Linked DNA regions of Mus musculus: region 2 is linked to region 1. A link is a contact called in ENCODE Hi-C or POLR2A ChIA-PET data. All regions are on one chromosome and are shown on one strand. Each heading gives the region's core, a stretch centred on a gene start or an enhancer-like site at or near the end of the contact. The rest is flanking DNA. Distances are from core to core; before and after follow the strand shown. Region 1 holds the start of 0610040F04Rik (RIKEN cDNA 0610040F04 gene). Region 2 holds the start of Itpr1 (inositol 1,4,5-trisphosphate receptor 1).

The links. A loop is a pair of places that touch in the nucleus more often than their neighbours do. ChIA-PET counts read pairs that join two places held with the same protein, here RNA polymerase II (POLR2A).
Region 2: a map of heart shows a loop between it and region 1 (4-fold over the local background). The contact joins the promoter of Itpr1 here to the promoter of 0610040F04Rik in region 1. A Hi-C loop is called at or near these places in 1 of 37 maps with a recorded cell type or tissue (heart). POLR2A ChIA-PET finds 5 or more read pairs at or near these places in 4 of 5 experiments (Patski and embryonic stem cell).

What each region holds. Positions count from the first base shown.
Region 1 is chr6:108,657,872-108,664,300 of GRCm38, reverse strand. 0610040F04Rik (RIKEN cDNA 0610040F04 gene) reads left to right here and starts at 3,367. Exons shown (of 7, transcript NR_104577.1): 1 at 3,367-3,484. It overlaps Bhlhe40 (basic helix-loop-helix family, member e40), which reads right to left and starts at 3,672. Exons shown (of 5, transcript NM_011498.4): 1 at 3,309-3,672; 2 at 3,071-3,140; 3 at 2,689-2,796; 4 at 1,657-1,780. The coding sequence starts at 3,388.
Region 2 is chr6:108,210,088-108,216,516 of GRCm38, reverse strand. It overlaps Itpr1 (inositol 1,4,5-trisphosphate receptor 1), which reads right to left and starts at 3,421. Exons shown (of 62, transcript NM_010585.5): 1 at 3,164-3,421; 2 at 2,239-2,314. Gm38872 (predicted gene, 38872) reads left to right here and starts at 3,599. Exons shown (of 3, transcript NR_167935.1): 1 at 3,599-3,662; 2 at 3,744-3,911; 3 at 4,077-4,261.

The DNA.
Region 1 (6,429 bases), core at 2,118-4,617:
AGTTACAGGGTTTTTTTTTCCTTATTAATACTTGGGTTTTAATACTAATTACAACAGAGTATCGCTAAGGTTACATATACTCCACTTTCCGAACTAGGATTCATAATGTCTGTAGAGTGTCCCAGAGAAATAAACCAACTTACTTCTACTCTTGATAAACTTCATGTAGTAGCTACCGATTTTTCTTGTGTCACAAAAATGAACATGCTACTGTGTTTAAAAGTTCAACAGTCACATCTTTTTTTTTTTTTTTAAATAAAGCAGTCTCATTCTAGTCTAGAGTGACACTGAGTTACTCAGCAACCCAAGCTGGCCTTGAACGCATATGAGCCTATCTTAACTTTCAGACTGCTGGGCCTACAGGTCTGCACTACCACACCCATCCTCAATAAGTTAGTATAGCAACAGTTTCATGGAAGCAGAAGTCCAGAGACTCATAAAAAGAAACTATATAAAACAAATACCGCCTAAACAAAACATTGTCTCCCTTGCCCCCCACCCCTTTTTTTGTACGAGATAGGATCTAGGATCTCCCTATTTAGTCTTAAAAGGCTTGGAATTCCCTATGCAAAACTGGCTGGCTATGAATTTAAGGGGCTCCATCTGCCTCTCAAGGACAGGACTACAGGCATGCACCACCATGCCCAAGAAACTGTTACAGCTCCCACTGTAATCCCCCCGCCTGGGAGGGTGAGGCTGGCAGGTTACTTCTGAGCTTTAGGAAAACCAAAACCAGAACAACCAAAACCACCACAAAACTAAAACCAACAACTCCAACAACTGCTGCACACACAGAAACCTAACCTATTCATCAAATAGTTGCATTTCCTCCGTGCAGTTTAACTAGGCTCTTTATTTGTAAGTCTTCTCCATATACTGTAGCTCACACACACACACACACACACACACCCCGAGATCAGTCCTGATCAACTTTCTATTTTTAGAAAGAAAACTGGCAGACATACTGGCTTGGTTTGGTTTCTGTGATTCTCATTCTAGCCTTGGACAGGACTGAAGAACGCCTATTGGGGTACATATTAGGATTCCCCCTGGTCTGTACCCCGATTCTCTGAAACTCAGGATAAATGAATGATGAAAGCAGTGGTTTCGTTGGATTGTGCAATTTGCCAAGATACCTGGTGGCTATTCAGGGAACCACAATGGAAGGCAGGCAAGAGGAAAAAAAAAAAAAAGAAAAAAGAAAACCTGCTGTCATCCTGCCAAGACTGCACCCCACATCCAAAGAGAAGGAAGCAAAGAAACAGGAAAACACTGGGGGCAGACCCGTGTTCTGTTCGCCCATGAATGAGGGCTCATCAGACCAACTGTAAAAACACCCACAATGCAAATTATAGGTGCCTTGGCATTTTAAAGGGGGATGGGGAAGTCTCCCATAACCTAGACACTCTCAAAATGTCACCGAAACATTTCATCACTGGGCTAACATGGACTCATTTCAGGTGGCGCACAGCAGCATTCCGTATGGCAAAATATGACCTTTTAGGAAAGAATCAGAAGAGCATCTCCCCCCCCCCCACCCCTGCCCAGTGACTGTGAAAAATGAATGGTAACAGAAGAGTCAGAAGCCAGAGCGAGCTCCCAGGGGCTAGATTGGCACTGAGCTCTCAGGAGACACTAATCAGGCCGGGGACTCACCAGCTTGTAAACCGCTCTGCAGGGCAATGATTTTCTGCTGCTGCTGATCAATTAGATTTGTCAATGCTTTCACGTGCTTCAACGTAAGCTCCAGAACCACTGCTTTTTCCAAGTGACCCAAAGTCTGAAGAAGAAGAAAAAAACGGAGAGTCTGTCACCCGTGAGGTCAGTGGAGTCCCTTCTGACACTATCTGTTAGGAGAATTGGGTGTCAACAACAACAAAGATAGGAAGAGTCTTTCCTGCTCCACTAAATTTAAAGTTTGCAGATGTTTTAACATATACACATAGATGATCAAAAGCTTAAAAAAAAAAAAAAGCCAGACACGTGTTGTCTATCTTTGGAGGCATTTTGGTAGTTGTTACAGTCTAGGGAGTGAGCTGACAGATATATTTCTCCAGCAGCTGCCCTGACCTTAACTTAGGGGACTCCGGGGATAACATTTATCTGCTGTGGTGTCAACCCAGGGAGGGATGTCTACTGTGTCTGGCAACCAAGTGGCTTTCCCAATGTGTTGCGTTTCTTTCTTTCTTTCTTTCCCCCCTGACACTTGTTCAGAACTTCCAGTCATGCTGGCTTTTTGTCTTCCTTTCCAAATACTTTTCCCGAAGGAAAAGCTAAAAAGCTTTTGGCTACCAGTAAAGATTATGACGAAAAAAAAAAAAGGCACACATTAAATAAAGTAGGTCCTATTGTAAATGAAAAGCGGACAAGGCTTAAGTTTTTAATTTCGTGGTTTGCTTCTTTAAGTCAGGGAGACTACAAGGTGGTGAGAGAGAGAAAAAAAAACTACCAAAAGGAAGCTGTGTTAGTGTTGAAGCCAACTTAAAGAGGCCCCAGATGGTTCTGGTTCTGCCTCTGCTTAGGAAGTTCTGGGTCTGGGGATGGGTTCCCTCCAAACCAGAAGCTTTGATCCGCCCGTCTAGCATGCAGTTCCCCGTGACGCCTGCAGGCGGCGAGAGACACCCCCACCCCACCATCCGCCCTCTGGGCAGAAGAACTGGGTTGGAGCGCAGCCAGCTTCTCACTTACAGTAAGTTTGAGATGTTCGGGTAGGAGATCCTTCAGCTGGGCAATGCACTCGTTAATCCGGTCACGTCTCTTTTTCTCAATCAGCCGGTGCGGCAGTTTGTAAGTTTCCTGCATGGAATACATGGAAGCAATGGGTGCCCGGGGAAGGGAACGAAGCTTCCTCCCTTCCTTCCCAACCGGTAGCAGGGGGGAAAAATTCTGCGAGGGCGCAGAGACGCACCCAGATTCACCTTCTCTGCCCCTTCTTTCCCAAGTCACTCATTTGTGGCAATGAGCTCATCTCATCTTGAACCCCCCAGCCAACCTTGAAACAAGCAAACTTTTCTTGGAAACTCAGCGCACACGAGGGGCTAAGGAATGAGGTTCCCAGGGATGCACCTACCTTGCTGTCTTCGCTCCGTTTTATTCCCCGCCTGGACTTGTACACTTGGTACATGTGGGCAAAATCCATCCTGCAGGGAGAGAGGTCAGAAAAAGCCGTGACTCCCGAGTGCGTACTAGCTGCAGGAGCCCTAGACGTGAAAGAAGCCCCCTATACTCTCAGAGATGCCCCAAGTTGAGAGTGTCGCGGAACACAAGGTTAGGAGTGGAGACTTGAAGGGATCACAGCACACACTTACCCTGACAGGTCTCCGTGCTCCAGCCCTGGAGCTTTGGGCAGGCAGGTAGGAGGTGGTTGCGCGCTGGGGATCCGTTCCATGATGCGGCGAGCAGGGGCCACTGTGCGCTCCTGTCTGCACTTAGTAGAGTCTGAGAAAGGGCTGCCCTGGAAGGGAGGATCCGAGGGTCTCAAGAGGTATGTTCCTATGAGCTAGCCTGAGCTTCCTTGCAATGCGCTGGGATGCCAGGAGCAGCGGCTTTGAGGTGTCGCTTCAGTTGGGGGCGTGCATGGCCGGGTGTCCCCACGGCTTCTGGCTCCCGCTCTGCACACAGACTGGCGGTGTGTGCTCGCTGCGCTGTCTGCGCCGTGCGAGCCAAGTGAATGAGAAGTGGGGCGGGCGGAGAGGCGGGAGGGAAGGGGGGGTTGCTCAGGGCGGAGCGGGCGGGGCGGGGGGGGGGGAGTTGCTGGAGGGGACGAGCCGAGGAGTAAGGAGAGGCTGCGGGCTGGGTTAAATGGGAGCGAGTGGGTGGGTAGAAGCTACGTGTTCTACCCTGTGACTCCAAGCACGTCTGGCCGCTGCCGGGGAGGGAAGGAGCGACCTGCCCGCCCTCCCCCGGCTTCATCACATGAGCCTCACGTGTTGGACAACGCTCTGGCGGCTGCGAAGTGCCCCCCCCCCCTCCAAACCTCGGGCCCCCAGGTGTCTGCGGCTGCGGCCTCCTTTCCCCGAAAGAGGGGGTGGCAGCGCAGCCAGAGTCCTGCCCAGCTGGGTGGGGGGCACGGAAGCTGGAAGGAACCGGGGAGCTGGAGGGGGGGGGGGAAGAGTTGGTAACGTGGGCGAACCTGCCCCAGGGAAATGAAGTAAGTTCCCGTCTCCTGGGAGGGAACGGGGGAGGACGGATTCCGCCCGCGTCTGACTCAAGCCGGGAGAGGAATATCCCCTTGGTCGCTCCAGCCCAGCCTTCTTCCTCCTCCCCCGCCTGGCCCGCTCCTAGGAACCGGTGCGCAGCTGAGGGAGTCGTCGGCCCCCCTTAGCCTTCTCCAGAGGCTGGGGTTTCTTTCCGTCCTGGCTTCCCAGCCCCCCCCCCCCCCCCCCCCCCAGCGCTCAGCCTCAGTGTCCAGGAATTGCCCGCCTTGGGGAGGGACCGAGGGCGGGGCGGATGTCACCCCATGGGAAGCGGGCTGGTGGCCAGGAGCTAGGGCAGCCGAGGCCGCCGCCGAGCACGCCGCGCGCACCTGACCGTGGACCGTGTGAGCCGTGCCGACCCCCTCCCCCCACCCCCACCCCGGACTCTCCCGGGAGCTCAGGTCCCAGGCGCAGCCTGCGGGTGGCCTGGCACCCGACTGGCGCGCACCCATCTCCTCCCGCCTTTCAGGGTGCCTCACTGCCCCCACCCACCCTGGCTAGTCAAGCACAGAAAGATACCGGGCACAGTGCCCGGCGTTCCCTCCCTCCTCTGCCCCCTCCGATGCAGAGGCGTCCGGGTCGCCTCCCCTCCGGCTGCAGCGTTACACAACCGCGGCGACGGCGCCTGCCCTGCAGCAGCGCGGGGCGTGACGCTTCACGTGGCCCGGACGCGGGCCGGAGCTCGGCTCACTTGCAAGCCTCTCCGCGCTGGCTTCCAAGCCTAGACCCCCGCGCACCGGGCTGCAAGGGATCTGCATGGGATCCCGCTGCTAACCAGGAACTTGGGTGGCGCTGTTTGCAGTCTATTCCAGGACAGGAGAGAGAGAGGAGAAAGCAGGACCCCCCCCCCCGCCCGGGTCCCTCCTCCCGCCCCATCCTCTTGGTTGATCACAGTGAAATCTCCACATTTATGCAGCACAAGTTCACTGAGCCCTTTACCCAGTCGAGCTCGCGGCTGGAGACAGTGGAGGTGGCAAACACGGATTTTGACCTTGAATTTACAAGGACCTTTGGGAAGGAGCCAACGAGGCCAACCAGAAGACCGCCTTCAGCAGAAAGTCTAACAGGGCCACTGGCAGGGAATATAAGATGAGAAAGTTTTCATTTAATACTAACCAAGAGGTTTAGGTAGTAGGGGTTAACCCACAGGCCGGTGCGCGGGGCACAAAGGGGCAGCACCAGGGGCCCCAGCTCTCTTCAATCTCGCGGAGGCCGCCCGGCCCCACCCCCACCGACCTGCATTGGAAAAATCTGGTCTCTTTGACCTTCTAACAGCCCGGAGCTGGGAAAGCATCTGAAACGCAGAACCTGCGGCGCTGTGAGCGGCGCTGACACACAGCAAGGGGCCAGTGGAAATTCATGACTAAAATAAGGCCTGGCTGGGGATTTCACTGACCTCTGCGCTCCCCTGCCCTGCAAGTTCGGAGAGTTGAGAGATGACTGTTAACCTTCCCTACCGTGCTTAGGGTCAGTCAACCCGCTGCGGAGTGACCTGGCTGGGAAATTGGGGGAAAATGAGGTCACTGCTAGAACTGGGCGCAGTTTGGTGGGTCAGTCGTCATTGTCAGTGTTCTGACGACCTGGAGGACTGGGATTCGCATGTTGATCAAACTGGGAGTGCATTTCCTTCAGGTCGCTCAAGCTTCTACTTCCTGTTTATGTTTCACAAGCGTCAAACCCATTAGTAAGTGTGAGAAATGATTGCTTTTCTAACTGTTCACTGGCTGACCTCACTTTGGGGCTTAGAGATCCATCCCTCCTCCCCAGACAGACATAGTTTGGCTGACAGGTTATAATCAATCTCCCTGGAGGGAATGAATGCTCCCACCTTCCTGCCAGGAGGTGAGCAGCAGGACCAGAGGTTTGGATGTGTCCTGGCACTCTTGAGGTAGGGTGGGAGTGAGGAAGGGCTGCCACCTTCCTGTGACTCTAAGGGGGAAGCGTTGTCATGGTTGCGCCAAAACTACAGTTCCACTAGGAAATACCCTCTGTCAGAGAAAGGAGGATATGTCCTCTCTTGTGTCCCCGGCCCCTTCCCCCCAGGAGTTAATCTCTGCAATTTTGCCTGCATGGTTCATGGTTCAGGAAAATAACATCCTTAAAATCATTTAATCAGTAACTTTCCATCGTTACTTGCTCTGTAGCTGTAAATAACAAAATATGTAAATTGTTCAATTAAAAAAAAATTTTTTTAAGTTATTTACAAGCTCCCTACATCAGGTAGGCGTTGATC
Region 2 (6,429 bases), core at 2,172-4,671, 450 kb after region 1:
TTAAAAGAGCTGCCTGTATTTAAAAAAAAAAAAAAAAGTAGAACAGAATCTCCATGAGATCATTATTAGCTAAGAAGCCATGTGAAGTTTTCTCAAGTCCTTTCCTTGCACACCATTGAATTAGTTCCAGAGTGTCCCATTCCCACCCCACCTCCACGGTCTAGTGTTTTTGCAGCTGAAACCACTTTGAGGGCAAAGTCAACAGATTGTTCTTGTGGCACTAACCTATTTCTCTTCTAAGCCACCACTGCTCCTCCCATTCCTCAAGGGAGGCTGGCAAAAGGAGCCACCTTTTTGCATGGGTAATAATGCCTCAGTGACTTTCCTGGGCGGGCTTCGATGGAGAGGCCGGAGTGATTCATTTGGAACATAAAGAACTTCCCTTGCTTAGTTAGAAGGAAATCTTGATGAGATTTTCTGTTCCGAATTGATTTAGTCAAGAGCAGATTGTGCTTGCCCCGTATACTCATGCAATGCACACATCCATGAAAGAAATGGGGAAAGAAAGAAAGGAATGGAGAAGAAAACCACTGCAACAACTAGTTGCCAGGCAAGCCAGAGGCCACAGGACAAGCTACCAACATTCCACAGGTAAAACTAAAGCGGTTTAAGCTCTCCAATTATTCACGTAGAGACACACCTGACTCCTTCAAACCTGCTCAGGTGCCGTGATGTGAATGACCACGCTATACTTCAGATATGAGCCAGGCCTAAGGCTGCACGGAGACACTGGCTTTCCTCTGGTTTTCCTTAACTGTCCTGATTCAAGCTTTCAACACAGAGCTTTCCAAAATGAATTCAGCCCAACGTCAAATCCTCCTACAAATACCTACAGTCTTTTATCCCTGCCAATGGCGCTATCATTTTCTTCATACATCAAACTAAGAATAGCTTGTACATTGTTGGTAAGACATAAATAAGTTAATGCATTAAGATCAATATGTTTACTATTTTTCCTAGCATCTCCCCCCACCCCCCGCCCAGTTCTCCATAAACTTAAACACAAGCGGTACACATTACTGCCCGGGCTGCCCAGTGACTTCATTCTGTATCTTGGTTTCTTTACCCACATCTAAGGTCTTCTGGGATACAGCTCTGCAGCTGGCTTGCTACTACCTAATGGAACAGCCTCATTATTTTTAGGCAAAAGATAGAGAAGAGTCTGTGGACCAGTTAACCTCGTCTGTAATGTACTTCAAAGAGAAGGCTGACCCCAAGCTTTAATCAACATAGACTTAAGTCCACAGAAGAACTAGCCTTCCCTTCCAAATGTTTCCCGCTCTGCCAGTATTCCTGAGGACCTTATCAACAGGAAACAAAAGCATTCTACTACCATAATGAAGTATCTGGCTTTTATTCACTAATTAGAAAAGCCCAAAGATTGTAGCCCAGGGAACAGCTAAATATTTAGGACATTAAAGAAGTTACCAAGGACCAGCTGCCCACAGCTCACCACCCACCCCTATTAACTTGTTGTTTACTCAATTCCCAGACATTTTAGGAAAACAAAAACAAAAACAAAATCCAATGGCCAAACCTGAAACCATAGTGGCACCTGTACCTACAGAAGCTTTATTTTCTAGAAACGGGCTGTGATGGTTTTAAATATGCCATTATACTGACAGAAATGCTGCCTGCCCTCAGCTCCTCATCCAGGAACAGGTCCCAAAGCAAGAGAAGCCCGCTGGGTTCCTTGACATTCAGGTGGCTCCAGTGAAACCCTGGAAGCGACTGTAGTATTCTTTAAGCTCTTCCTTCCCGTTTTTAAGTTCTCATTCTTTCAATTTGTCACTTTCATTTCTTGCAGCCCAGCCCATTCTGGGTACAGGCATGCCCACAACCGAACAGAACAAAGTGACAGTTTGTGAAAGGGAGGGGTATCTCACTCTTGCTTAGGGATCTTGGCAGATGAAAAGTTCTGCATCTTTGGGAATTAAACTAATGAGGGCTCCTCTCAGGCTGGTAAGGGACCACCCACTTTACAGTCCCTTTAACTGCACGTTGTGGTCGCTTACCGACATCTTCCCCACCCCACCCCCCTCACCCCGCCATGCTTCACTTCTGAGCGACCTTCAAAAGTGGCTGTCACTAGACCTTTACTCACCCAAGACCATGACCAATTTTGACCACGGTGTCTTTCTTTTCCCTACTTTACCTCTATGGCAGCTACAAGAGGACTTAGAAAATGCTTAGGACAAAAACCCATTTTTGACTACAGCACTCGGCTCGCACACTCACCTGACCCAGGTCAGGCACTCTGTAGCCAATGGACGCCCAGCCAAGGATGCAAATCCTGGTCCCTTGTAATCAGCTCCTAAATATTTAACAAAGAAAGAAGACTGAGTAGGGGATCTCGCGAGGGTCTATCAGAAATTCTCAAATCCAAGTTTTGACTTTTATAGCCTCCGCTTTTCCTGCAGATCCCACTCCCCTCCAAATTTAGCAGCTAAGTCGGAGGGATCTCTTTCCCCCAAATAAAAGCAAACCCAGCATGCTTATTTCCCGTCAGTAGCTGGCCAGAAAGATCAGACACGCAGAAACTTCGAACACGCCGGATGGGGATTGAAGGTGGATGGAAGTAAGGGACGTGTTGAGATCCCAAAGCACTTGTTTCCCCGCGTGGAGGCCAAGTATGTGAAACCCGCGTCCTCATTGGGCACGAGCTCCGTCCACACTTCTTTCCTCATCGCCCCCCCCCCCCTTCCTCCGGTTTTCTTCCTTTTTTTTTTTTTTAACCCACGGGGACCCCCACGCATGCATTATCCTACCAGCTGAGCAGCGCAACAGGGCTAGCTACATTTTTAGAAAGATTATTTCCTTGAGCGAACTCATATGACCCCCTCAAATACCCCCCCCCAGGGGGAAAAAAAACTATTTCCTGCAGACACTCCAACCGTTTCCAACTTGGGGGAATGCCATTTCAATACGGGGAAGGAGGTTGAAACCGGTCACTAGAGTCGAGGACGTTTGGGGTTACTTAAGCCTGAAAAAAAATATATACCTCCCCCCAAAACTGTTCACAGGGAAAGAAGCCCCAAAATACACGCCAAGTGCATGCAAAGCCACCAAAGCCACCAAGAACTCCCGGTGATCAGGGCAAAAACTTCTGCGCACGGGAGCTAGTGCCAACTCCCCGCGCCCTCTGCCCGGCCCCAGCAGCTACCTTGGTGACCGGGGAGCCACGCCGGTTTGGGGGATCAGGACCAGGAGAGGGGTTAGCAGCCGCTGGGCAATCCCATGTCCGCGAAGAGGGAGCTCGTTCCGTTAGGATGGGAGCGGAACACCCACACCTCCTCTCGGCGTGCGCTTTCTCTCTCTCCACCCTCTGCCTCCACCTCCTCCACCACCACCACCTCCTCCTCTCCTCCCACCCCGGCAGGCTTGAGGAAACGCTTCAGCAGAACATCCACATGGTTACTGCACTTTAAAGCAGCGCCCGACCGCTTATATAGGCCGGGAAGCTCCCTGGGCAATGTAGTCCGAGTCCCAGGTCGTGCCGGCGCCTGGGGCTGCGCAGAGGGACTACAAGTCCCAGAATCCCCTGGGCTCCGGGGCTGGGTTCTAAATAGACTCCCGCGCGCTGACCAGGGGTGGGAGGGGGAAGAGGCGCCCAGGCTGAAGGCTCGGGTTGCGAACTTGTGTCTGAACACCGGACTCCCCAGGTTTGGCAAGCCCGACCCACTGGGTATGTCCCCTACCTCTGTGAACCCTTCTCTTTTGACTTGTATCTTCCCTTCCTAAAGTCAGGTGTCACTAGGGTCCGGAGAGAGAGGAAGAGCTCGGATTACTGCTTCGGGAAGTTTTTACAAGCTATTTACCCACCCCCGCGCGCCCTGTGTCCTGGAGCCAAGAATTTCAGAAATCCGAGGCACAAAAACGCCAGTGTTTGCGGTCAAGGATTAAAGAAACAAGTTTGTCTTTATTAAATCTGGTCTAGTTTTTTATTGGATCCTGCTAGTGTCTGCATGAAAAACTAAGTCTGGAAATGGGGTGGTCCCTGCTATTGAGGATGCGGGGTAATCGTGTGAGAGCCCTTTTCTGAATTCGAGCTGGGTCTGTCTTTCGTCGCCCGGTAGGAGGTAAAAGAAACGCTACCCTGACGAGTGAGCAAATAAAGGAACCATGTTGTGACTTGCTGATGTTGTGATCGCGAAGCAGGAAAGAAATACAAACCGCGACCTCGGTCCTGACCCCGCTTCTAAGACCCCTATGCTCCTGGAATCTGTAAACGCTAAAGTAAATAAACCGCAAACCAAAAAAATAAGGGCTTCAGAGAAAACTGCTTATACTAAGATGAGTGCGTCCAGGCGAGGCGTGCTGCAAGTCTTCAACCCAAGCCTCTGGGCTGAAATGGATTTCCACACACCAGAAAATAGTGTAGGCTCCAGGCTGCAAAGTGCATAGAACTTTGGTCTTGGGAAGAAGAGTTTGCATCACAGGCAAAGTTATCCTACTGTCTCCTTCCCCATCCCACCCTACAAACTAGACTGCACGTATTCATTCCACAAACGTTCCCCGGGTGTCATCTGGGTGCCAGGCCAGGCACTGTGCCAGGATATGAGAGCGCGCCAAAATATATCATAACATCCTAAATGGGGGTCTGTCTGCTACCGCTAAAGACCTGTTAACAGTAATCCTTGTAATGAAAACAAATGGTTCTACAGAGCTCAGCCTACCTGCTTTCTGTACAGCATGCTATTGAGTGTCACTGATTCTGGGTTTGTAACCTCTTTGTATACAGCAGGTATAAGGCCAAAGAACAGGACAAGCCAGGTTAACTTTGGTCTCCTTTGCAACTCCAACCTGTACCTATACTAAGCACTTGCCCATTGGGACCTCCATCACCACCTCCTTAAAGGAGCCCCTCCTATTTTAGGAGCAGCCTCTAAGCCCTTAGGCAAATCACCTTGAACTCTTTACCCCAGGTTTGCCATCTAGAGAGGGATTCAATACTCATTAATGTTTGCCTGTTCTCTTTTCCTATTACGTGATTCAACAGCCTTGCCTCCTCTCGTGAAACTTTAAGAACAATAGAGGGCAAAATAGGTAACAATTATTGCATATTTAGTGCTCAACCTAACCATTAGGGGCATCACACGGGTGCGTCCTGTGGCCCAGGCATTGTTTCTAAGTAATTTAAGTAGATCATTTCAGCGATAGCACATGGAAAGCTAAAGGCATGCAGGTTAAGTTATATCCAAAAGGCACCGTTGGCAATCTAGGAGGCAAGTGGGGATGCTTCAAGCTGCCTGTCTGTCCTCGGGAAAAACCCCAACTTGTCACCACAGAGGAATCCACACCTTTCATATCTGTTGTTTTTTCCTTTCCCCGATAAAAACAACCTGATCCACTTTCCAAGTCCCTTTGACCCTAACTTTCAAGCAATTTCAACAAATCAGCCCACAAAACGGGTGGGGGTTGCTTCATGATATTCTAATGTGGATTTGCAAAAGAATCCTTGGCCATAGTTGAGAGGCACCGGCAGCTCATTTTCATCCTCCCCACACTGTAGACACAAGCCCTTTGTGTAGTTTATCCATGGTCTTCCCTCCCCAGCCGGAAGTTTCAGTGAGAGACCATGTCTTCCTTACATTTGTGTACTCCAGTCCCCTTGACTCAAAAAGGCTTACCCTTCTGTTTGCACATTTTTGCAGATTTGGAAAAAAAAAAAAAGTTTCCTGCAACCTTGTAATGGAAGGTGCATTGAGCATACAGAAGGCAACAGAAGCATGTCTTTCTGAGCATTTGGGCCGTTTAGCTGCTCAGATCAGTTTGCTTTGTCAGTGTGTGCACATAGTGCTGTTCAACGTTTGGCAAGTTCTGGAAGCTGCCAGATCACAGGAAAATACTTTTGCTAATTCTACTATGGCTCAAAGAGATTCTTTGTGTCAGACAGTTGATGTGTGGCAATGCTAACGGTGATAGATGCTAGAATGAGTGGCTTATACTCCTTTATGAGCTGAGGAGAGGGTGTGTGTGTCTGTGGGGGGTGAGCTGCTGCTTCTCTGTTATAATTTTTCTTGGGAAGAATTTTTCTAGACATGCATCTCCAATCCAGGAGCTATCAGCCATGTATGCACCGAGGATGCAGCTAGTTCTAAAGAAGATGTGAAGTACTTATAAAATACACAATGAGTTTCAAGCACCTAAACTTCAAACGCAAGGCTTCAGATATGTTGGACCACACACTTGAAATGACTTTTCCTGACTTTTTTTTACTTTTTAAATTGACTAAAAATTTAATCTGCAACTAGCACCTCTGGGCCTTGACATGCTTATACATACATATGTGCCATGAACAAATATCCCTATACATATGCAAACATGTTTATATAAACACATACCATACATGTGCCTAGTTTAAAAAAAAAGATAATCTGCCACAAAAGTACCCATGTGTAACTTTACCCTTGAAATGCCCACGTAGGG